2 separate regions of the Mus musculus genome follow, and region 1 is linked to region 2. A link is a loop called in an ENCODE intact Hi-C map of the cell type or tissue named here. Cell type or tissue: left cerebral cortex. All regions are shown on one strand. Region 1 overlaps Frs2 (fibroblast growth factor receptor substrate 2). Region 2 holds the start of Rab3ip (RAB3A interacting protein).

What was found. A loop is a pair of places that touch in the nucleus more often than their neighbours do. Peaks named below come from ENCODE experiments on the same cell type or tissue, not always from the same donor. Only the 100,000 strongest peaks of a DNase experiment are listed, where the experiment ranks them.
Region 1: it touches region 2 in a loop (1.8-fold over the local background); 4 of 42 quality-filtered maps call a loop at or near these places.

Annotation. Positions count from the first base shown.
Region 1 is chr10:117,140,832-117,145,831 of GRCm38, reverse strand. The region is part of intron 1 of Frs2 (fibroblast growth factor receptor substrate 2); the gene reads left to right. Among named protein-coding and RNA genes, the nearest start is that of Frs2, 5.1 kb to the left of the region's middle. In left cerebral cortex, CTCF peaks have their summits at 1,909 (motif pointing left) and 3,717; DNase peaks (open chromatin) are centred at 949 and 1,331; H3K27ac peaks cover 1,290 bases.
Region 2 is chr10:116,948,583-116,953,582 of GRCm38, reverse strand. It overlaps Rab3ip (RAB3A interacting protein), which reads left to right and starts at 3,130. Exons shown (of 11, transcript NM_001359645.1): 1 at 3,130-3,323. 4933412E12Rik (RIKEN cDNA 4933412E12 gene) reads right to left here and starts at 3,021. Exons shown (of 3, transcript NR_038026.1): 1 at 2,891-3,021. In left cerebral cortex, a CTCF peak has its summit at 3,017 (motif pointing right); DNase peaks (open chromatin) are centred at 3,084, 3,723 and 4,373; H3K4me3 peaks cover 2,104 bases; H3K27ac peaks cover 430 bases.

The DNA of each region.
Region 1 (5,000 bases), 190 kb before region 2:
TGACCCTGTTCACAACAAAAGACTCTGAAAGCAAAAAGTGTGTGTAAATCCTTAACCACATAGATGGGCTTATCTGAAGTTTGCACTTGTACAAAAGTGAAGTGTTTGTTATAACTTAGGTCACGTGTCACAGTTGAGACGGGAACACTTACGGGTGTGGGCCAATACTGTTAGTTACTGGGTGCTGAGTTCTGTTATGGTTGTGTTTTCTCAACAACATAGAAGCTTCTTTCTTTTAGACAGGGGTCTCCCTGTGTAGGCATCTCTCAGAATAGTCAGGATACCGCCGTGTCACACGTGTCCAGTCATTCCCCTTAAGACTTATGTGGCTAGCAGAACTGTCTATTTGAAGCCAGATCTATCTGCCTTGTCAGAAGCTGGTAGTTCTACTTCATGGTGTTGCTTCCCAATGAGCTTCTTTTTATTTAATGTAGTTTCTGAGACAGGGCCTCCTATCTCTCAAGACTTTGGATCTGCAGTCTCGACCTCCTTCCTCTGCTTGGGATTACAGACATGTCCCACCATACCCTGCTCTTAAACTGGCAATCTTAAGTTGACTGAGAGTTAAAGTCTTCTGAAACAAAGATTCGGGAGGTAGGATTCCTGGATAAAGAAGGCCTTTCAGATTAAGAGAACGACAGTTTTGGAGATGAGAAGGGTTCATGATGTGGAAAAATGTTAGTGTCCCAGATGACCTGGATGGTTTATTTTGGAATTAGAGATGAAGTTTGCAATTTAAGTCAAGGCTGGATTGTGGAGCTTGCTTAGAGGCTATATTTAGAAGCTCAACATTTTGAAGAAAACAAGAAGTGTGTACCTTGCAATAGTTTAGTGTGCAGAATGATTTATTATGGCAAGCTATTAATATACGACTGTGCATACTGTGAGTGGTGCTGGTGGAGCGAGAACGAGGGCCCAGCAGGCCAGGAGGAGAGCTGTAGAGGAGGCAGGGTGGAAAGCTACATTTTCTAACTGTGGCTGTTGACAGTTGGACCGTTAACTAGGAATGTGAGCAAGGAGTTGCATAATTAGGTTTCATTTTTTCAAAGATACGGTAGCCTTAAATCCACAGCTCTGCCCTGACCTGCAGAGAAACTGTGGTTACCAATGTATGCTGTCAGGCCAGGCGTGCTGAGGGTTTTTTAAGTTATTATTATTAAATATACTTACACACAGGAACTATTTAGAAGCTTTGCCAATGTAGGTTTTCAGTTCGAGAGAGAGGTCAGCGCTATTTTATATATATAGAAAATACAAATAGATTATTCAGATAGATATGCTAGTTGAATCTGTGTGAGGAGATGAAAGTGCCAAGGGAGTGTGTAGAGGGAAAAGAAAATCACAACAGCAGCTGCAGAGCCAAGCCTGCATTTAAAAGCATGTGCTTATAACGAAAGAGACAGTAAGTAGACTGTAGTGTACAGTGGGTAAGGAGTTTGGTAATCTGGGTTGTTTCCTTAAACTATAAATTCAGATGGTGGAGAAAGAAATCTGTTCATTAAAATTCCTGTCAAGGAGCTGTTGAGATGACTCAGCACTAAAGGTGCTGTCGCCATGTCTCATGACCCAAAGTTCTATCCCTGCCACCCCCATGGTAGAACACCAGCTTTGCAAGGTGTTCTCTGACCTCCACATGCAGGCCACTGTGACTCACCCTCTTATCGAAGACACACACACACACACACACACACACACACACACACACACACTGTCTCTCGCTGTGTGTAAACAAACAAACAAACAAACAAACAAACATCTGTCTAGTTAAAAAGAATCCAATGGGGTTTGGAGAGATGGCGCAGAGGTAAAGAGCACTGACTGCTCTTCCAAAGGTCCTGAGGTCAATTCTCGGCAACCACATGGTGGCTCACAACCATCTATAATGGGATCTGGTGCCCTCTTCTGGTGTGTCTGAAGACAGCTACAGTGCACTCATATAAATTAAATAAATAAATCTTAAAACAACAACAACAAAAACAAAAAATCACCAATGTGCTGTGGTCATGCATACCTTTAATTTTAGCACTCAGGAAGCAGAGGCAGGCAGATCTTTGTGAATCCCTGTCTCAAAAACAACAATAACAGAAACCCTAAAAACACAAATTAAATTCATTGGAGGCAGGCTGGGAATGTAGTTTAACTGGTAGAGTTTTTACCTAGCGTGCTTGAGACCCTGGGCTGTGGGTTACACCCCCAGCATTTCATACTAGCTGTACCTATAACTTCAGCACTTAAGAAGTGGAGGCAGAAGGGTCCCAGGTCATCCTCAGCCACACTGAAGTTGAAGCATTGAAGGCTATGTGAAACTGGTTTCCAACACACACACACACACACACCCCGTCCTTGCAGGCCCCCCAACAACTAACAACAGAATCAAGAAATAGAAGCTGGCAAGCCTGTTGTGCCATCATTCAGTTTGCAGGGAGCTCAGGCTCATTTGGAGTCCTTTGGGCATTTGTCTAGTGAGTGCTGTGTGGGGATTTAGAGGTGAGTGTGGTATTTCATTTATTTTTGTGTGTATGAGTTTCATTTTTATTTCAATATTTCAACCTCTGATATTCAAAGACATTATGTGTGCCTCTCATTACAATGACTGTTAATAAAGTTAATATTGCCTTTCGTAAAATGGTACATATGTGTGTGTGTGTGTGTGTGTGTATATACACATTTCCCCTCTGGTTCTTTTATAATACCCTTCTTATGATGTGGGAGTCAAGCCCAAGATTTCAGGCATCTCAGTTAGGTGATGCACCACCAAACTTTGTTTCCAGCCCAATAGAAGTACTTTTCATTAACGTGAATAATTTTATTCAAATGTTCTGATTACCATAGAGGAATGAAAGAATAAGATACTCATATCTATCATATATGTGAAGATTATGCTTTATTTCACATTTTTAAAAGAGTTATTTATTTATTACATATGAGTACACTATAGCTGTCTTAAGACGCCCCAGAAGAGGATGTCAGATCTCATTATGGATGGTTGTGAGCCACCATATGGTTGCTGGGATTTGAACTCAGGACCCTTGGAATAACAGTCAGTGAGTGCTCTTAACCGCTGAGCCATCTCTCCAGTCCCCCAAAATTTTTAATATGTGGGATTTTATGTCTTTTGCTTTTTGGATAGTTAAATAGGAAGAAATTGTATTTTCACATATAAAAGATTATAGTAGTTTGAGAATGAGGCTCAGGGTTGTAACTGTTTAAAGACAAGTTTGGTTTTAGTCAGAGTTGCTGCTGAAGCATTTTGCTTTCTTCTTAAGAATTAGCATCTTTAGCTTTTCAAGAATATGCTTTTCACTGCATCACAGGCACCAGGAGATGTCCAGAGAGTCCTACAGCAGTGTGTCTGGGGGAAGTGGCGCAGTGTGCTTTGTCTGGGATGATTGCTTTAGTTTCTCTGAGCTCGGTATTAATAGGGCAAAGGTCAGGAGTTCCAGTTAGCTTTAGTCTGAGTGATGGCCAAGGATCTACCTCTCACTCCCACCAGCTGTCTGGGAAAGGCCTTGCTCGTCATTGGTCTCAGACATGGCTAGATGAAAGTGGGATGTTAGGCCCTGGAAAAGTGCAGCTTGATGGTTGCGAGCTGACTCTGGGCTGTACAAATCAGAATTAAAATTCCTGATCTATGACTTGGGGAGTCCCCAGACTTCCTCTAGGCTTCCACTCCTTGCTATTGGAGAGTTAATAACTGTTAACATTGCATGCACTTCTGCTGCTTTCCTCTTGGGGCCCTCGCCAATAGATCTGTGGTTCTCATAAGCTGACGTGCGTAATAGTGTCATGAAGGTCTGTCACACTGTTGCCACTTGTTGTGTGAGAGGAGAAATGTAGTCTGCTTTTTAAGAATAAGTTTATTGAATTTAAAAGATAATTCTTTTTTTTTTAAAGATTTATTTATTTATTTACTTATTTATTTATTTATTATTATTTATTATTATTATTATTATTATTTATTATTATTATATGTAAGTACACTGTAGCTGTCTTCAGACACTCCAGAAGAGGGAGTCAGATCTCGTTACGGATGGTTGTGAGCCAACATGTGGTTGCTGGGATTTGAACTCCGGACCTTCAGAAGAGCAGTCGGGTGCTCTTACCCACTGAGCCATCTCACCAGCCCTGAAAGATAACTCTTTATTTTCGAAAATTATCGTTAATTTTAGGATTATTTTGAAGGAATAATTTTGAAAGAAACATGTGTTAGTTCTTTGATGAAATACATTGATTGTATAGTTGGCTTTTTTGTTTTTCAGGTAGCTCCTTATGTAGTGCAGGCTGGTCTTGAACCCTCTATTAGCCAAGATTGTCCTGAAACATGTGACTCCTTGCCTCGTCTCTCAGTTGCTTATTTTACAGAAGTCAGCCACCATTCCTGTCGAGAGGGACAGACAGATGGATGGACGGATTGGGGAGGGGGAAGGGTGAGTGAGTTCTTGACAGAGTAAGAGTTGGCAGTGCTCTGTTGGTCTCTCTACCCCTTTGAAAAGATGATGGTTCAGTGAAAACTGAGAGTCGTGGCTTAGATAGCATTTGAGAAGTTGGAGAAGACTGCTCATCTTATATATTTATGCACATTCAAGTTAGATTCAGGGTCCCCTAGAGGAGCGCACGATGACTCTTGAATACTGTGGCGCATAATCCTGCCCCTCTCCCAGTTAGTACTTGCGGTGCTTGCGTAGTGCTTGCACAAGGAGCAGTGTAGAGCATCTGCAGGGTTTTAAGGCGAGACGTGGTGGACTGATGGGATGGGGATGCTGTTGGGTGCTGCTATAAGTCCTCACTGTGTATCAGCCAGCAAGATAAGCAGCTGGCCTTTGACATAGTGGGGTAGCAGAGACTGGCTTTCCTTCCTTCTCAGGAAACCCTGTGCTAATAAAATACTAGTAATCAGAGTGGTCCCTAGGAAAGGGCTGGGTGTGAAGCACTTTGCATAGTGGGCCATGAAGTCCTCTTATCCTTAGGATACACAGCAGGTATTAATAGATGGTTATGGA
Region 2 (5,000 bases):
GGAACTCAGAGATCCACCAGCCTTTGTTCTCTGGGTGCTGGGATGTGAGGTGTGTGCATCTATGCCAACCCCTAAGCTTTTTTTAAATTCCTTTTCACAAGTTGGAAGCTTGCTTGGGTGGAGGTCTTGCTCTGAGGGCACTACTCCCTTTAGTCCATTTGGCAGCAGGCTTTTCTTTAAACCTTTTGTTTTCTTGAGCCCTGGACTTTAGCTCCATTGCACTTCCTGGTGCTCTTTTTTCCCTCAAACTGCATAGCTCATTTTCTTTTCATTATAGATCTGCCTAAGACTGGCCACTAATAACTAATATGATAATTGACATAATCAATACTTGGCTGTTTTGAAATCTCCTCTGCCAATACCATTAATCTAAAACTCTTCAATTTAGCCTCAGATTTATGTATGTATGTATGTATGTATGTATGTATGTATGTATTTATTTATTTGTATATTGGACAAAGGCAGAAAACAGCCACACTCTTCACCAAAATATCACAAGTATGATCTCTGGGCCACTTACTAATATTCTTCTCCTCTGAAACCTTTTGATCTGGGTCATAATCTACATTGTTCTGTCTTCCGTGTACCTAATAGGATGGCCCATTAAGTCCTGCTTAAAATGTTCAATTGCTTTCCCCAATCCAAGTTCCAAAGTCCATATTGCACCAAGAAACCCGGCTTGTCATAACAATACCCCACTCCTGGTACCAACTTCTGCCTTAGTCAATGTTCTATTGCTGTGAAGAGACACTGTGTCCACGGCAACTCTTACGAAGGAAAGCATTTAACTGGGGCCGGTCTACAGGTTCAGTAATGTAGTCCATCATTGCCATGGAGGGGAGTCTGGTGGCATGCAGGCAGACATGATGCTAGAGAATGGGCTGGGAGATCTACATCCAGATCCACAGGCAGCAGGAAGAGAGAGACACAGGGTCTGGCTTAGGCTCTTTGTAGACCAGGCTGGTCTGGAACTCACTGTGTAGACCAGGCTGGCCTGGAACTCAGAGATCCACCAGCCTTTGCTCTCTGGGTGTTGGGATGTGAGGTGTGTGCATCTATGCCAACCCCTAAGCTTTTTATAAATTCCTTTTCACAAGTTGGAAGCTTGCTTGGGTGGAGGTCACCCAAGCAAATCTCAAAGTCCACCCCTAGTGACACACTTCCTCCAACAAGGCCACACTTCCTAATCCCTGTCAAGGACCCAATTATAATAATTATAATATAAATAATTCCCAATGACCAAGCTCCAAATATATGAGCCTCTGGGAGCCATTTCTAGTCATGGCTCTACAGTAACTCTCCCCATTCTCAAACAGTGCTAGAGCCCACTCTCTAAGACTACAGATGATCTTGTAGTTAACATACATGTGGGTCACTGTGGGATTCACACACATTAGCATTACTGTCTTCTGTAGACCCGTGATGTTTTGGGTCTTACATTGAATAAACTGAAGAGCCAATCCTCCAAATGTTCATATACCAAATAGAGCATTCTCCCTGTGTGTCAACCATCTCCTCTTCCTACCTTTACAGAGTTCTCTGTCAAGCAGAGTGCCTGTTCTCAAGACACAGACTAAAGAGAAAAGAGAGGAAAGTCTACTTATGATTCATGGGGAATATGCACTGCAAGAGTTAAAGCAGCAGTTCTCAACCTGTGGGTCGCAACCCCTCTGGGATCAAATGACCCTTTCACAGGGGGTCACCTAAGACATCAGAAAACACAGATATTTATGTTAAGGTTCATAACAGTAGCCAAATTACAGTTATGAAGTAGCAACGGAAATAATTTTATGGTTGGGGGTTAGTATACACTATGAGGAACTGTATTAGAGGGTCACAGTGTTAGGAAGGTTGAGAACCACTGAAATACAGTGTTCTGGGATCACAGGTAAGGAGTTAGGGTTGGGAGGCAGGCGAGCATCAGGGAATGGTTTACAAAGAAACTGGAGCATGGGTTAAGTAATTACCAATTCCATATGATAAAAGATGTGTGTGTGAGCCGGACAGTGGTGGTGCATGCCTTTAATCTCAGCACTTGGGAGGCAGAGGCAGCAGATTTCTGAGTTCGAGGCCAACCCTGTCTCGAAAACCAAGACAAAACAAAAAGTGTGTGTGTGTGAACATCTCTTTAGAAAAAAAATGTGTAAAACAGGGAGCCCATAAAGTTTTCTCTTAATAGTAAACTTGTCTCCTTTTGTTTGAGTCTTTGGATGGTAGGAATTTTTTGTAGAGGTGTGTGTGTGTGTACACATGTGTGTTTCTGTATGACTCACTGTGTCACAGAATGTGGTGAGGTACACTAATTACATATATTAAACCACTTAACTCTCAAAACCTTGATGAGGTAGACATTCTTATTTCCAATTATCAGTGAGAAGATTGGCGATATTGCAGATGAACTCGCCTAAGGTCACAGAGGTCAGTAGGTGGCTGATCACAGGGACCACACACATAGCTTCCTTTTTATTACCACCTCCTTGATGTACTCAACAGAATGGCAGCCCCTGCCTCTGAGTATCACAAACATTGGCGGAAATACCGAGGATGACTGCTCCCTCCCACCCCCCATCCCTGAGTTTGATTTTCAGGGCTTGATTCTGTCTGTACTTTGTTTTTTGTTTTCCAACTTGGAAGCCCGAATGTGGGATGGAAGTTTGATAAGCAAAACAAAACAAAACAAAACAATAGATATAGTTCCTGTAAAAGATGAGAGACGGTCTTTGGAAACTGAAAGTGGAAGGATCTGGGTTTACCAGCTCCCCGCCCATCCCATCCCCCCCCCCCCCCCCTCCCCGGGCCCCTAACCTCCTACTCCAGCTTCAGGTATCCACAGACGCGGAATTTCAGGTCGGTTCTGCTTGTCCTCAATACACAGTCCAAAGCCTCTTACCATCCCAGGAGAGTTCACATCCTCCAAAGGCAGCCACAGGATTTCCAGCCAGAGTGGTTCCCAGGGAAACCGCTGTAGAGGGACCCTGGACTCCGCGCGTGGATTAGCCTGCACCGAGCCCCTCCTGTCGCCAGGGGGCGCCGCAGCGCGCGAGTCCCCCTCGCCACTCCCTCCCGGTCCCGCCTCTAGTCCCGCCCTCTCTCCCGGGGCGGGGGCGGGGGAGGGGGAGGGGCGGCCGCTTCTCCGCCCGGCGCTCGGCGCAGGCGCAGTCGGCTCTCCCTCCCTCGGCTCCCATCGCAGAGAGCGCCAGCCGCGGCGGAGTGGAGCGGCGTCTGTCCGCCGCCGTCCTCCGCGTCTCCCGAGCTGGGCACGCGCACCCTGCGGCTCTGCGAGCGCTGCCGAGCGCGGGCGGCGGCCGCGGCGGATCCGGCAGGTGAGTGCGGCGGCGGGAGGGAGAGGCGGGCGGTGTGAGCACCGCCCCCTCGGCGCCTCGCCTCGCGCCCTTGTCCCGCCGGCCCGGAGCGCGGCCGGGCAGGTGCAGGAGGCGGCGGGGAGGGCGCGGATCGCGCCCGCCCGTCCGCCCGTCCGCCCGCCCGCTGCGGAGCCCCGGGGACCCGAAGGGCGGCGGCTCCGGCGCTCACCTGGCGGCCCGCGCGGCCTCGGTCGCGGAGTTGCTTAAGTCGCGGGCGGCGCGGTTGGCCGGGGATGTGCGGGGGTCGCCGGTTCCCGGGGTCTCCCCCGCCGCGCTCGGCCCAGCCTGACTTCGGGAATCGGGACCCCGGGAGTGGGAGAACAGCGGTTCCCCCTGCGTGGGCCGCTCGCCCCCCGCCGCCCGCGGAATAGCGAGGCTGGGGAGAGGATGGTGCCGGGTGGACGCTGCAGCACGCGAAGAGTTGCCAGTTGTTGGGGATTAAAACATCGATCCGTAATGGCTGGCTGGCGCACTCTCCTCCGAGTTAGAGCTGGTGCCCCAGAGGCACTTTAGTTTCAAGGAAATGTTGCCTGTTCCCAGCCTACCTGTTTAGACACTTCTCAGTGTCCCCCGTGTCAAGGGAAAGAGCCCTGTGATCTTTTGGCTCTGGAATGATTGCATAATTGGAGGAGAGGCCGATAAGAGGATTAAAACAAACCGTTCTATTGTAAATCTCTTGAAAGACCCGGTTTCTGTTCATTACACTGTTCTTAAGTTTTTGTTTCTAAACAATGAATCGAGAGGAAAAGGAGGCAGAGTAGGTATGCAGCCCATCGTTGTAAATATTTGATACTGTTAAATATTTCACCAGTTTTATGGGGCCTTGTTCAGTTAGCATGTGTTATTTATTTACCAGGACTGTGCGTTTTCAGAGGACTTTTCATGTTTGAATAGACACTGCATTCCGAATCTACTCCTCAAGGCCCTAGGGGAATATATTAACTGAACTTAACAGTTACACAGATTTACTCAGCAATGCATTCTTAACTATAAGAACAGACGTCTTTCAACTTTTTTCTCTTTCCGGCCCAAGGATGTTTTGAATTAATGCCTTCTTTTGTGAATGAGCGTGCTTGATGAGACGCCTCATTGCTTACATAGCAAGTCATTTGTGCTAGCGAATGATTCTCACCTTCCACTGCCTGGTTGATGTTCAGTTTCTTTGTGGAGCTTTGATGTCTCTGTTTAAATGCAGCTGTACTTTTGAATCAGTGTAATTCTATACTCTGAGACATATTCTTTGCCTCAGAGTTTCTTTATGCCTCTACTCTGCAGTATACGTGGATGCCCTACAGATATATATATATATTTTTTTAATGGAAAAATTACTGGGACTTGCCCACCCCTCATATTTACGCCGTGGCAGAATGGAAGCTAGGATATAACGTTAGTTTTGTATGTATTGTATGGGTTAGATAACCCATGCTTTTCTGCTGAGCGGGTCTCACAAAGGCTTAGCTCTAACGAAAACGGATAACTTTCAGAACCATCTCTCACCAAGCATGCGACCTCGAGTAAATCATTTATTGAGCATACTCAGTAGAAACACATTCAAATGTCAGCAGTTGCTCCTTTAGTAGTTGGTTGTTTCAACCCAACATGAACTTTATAAAGGTGGGATATGAGTTTAACTGGACA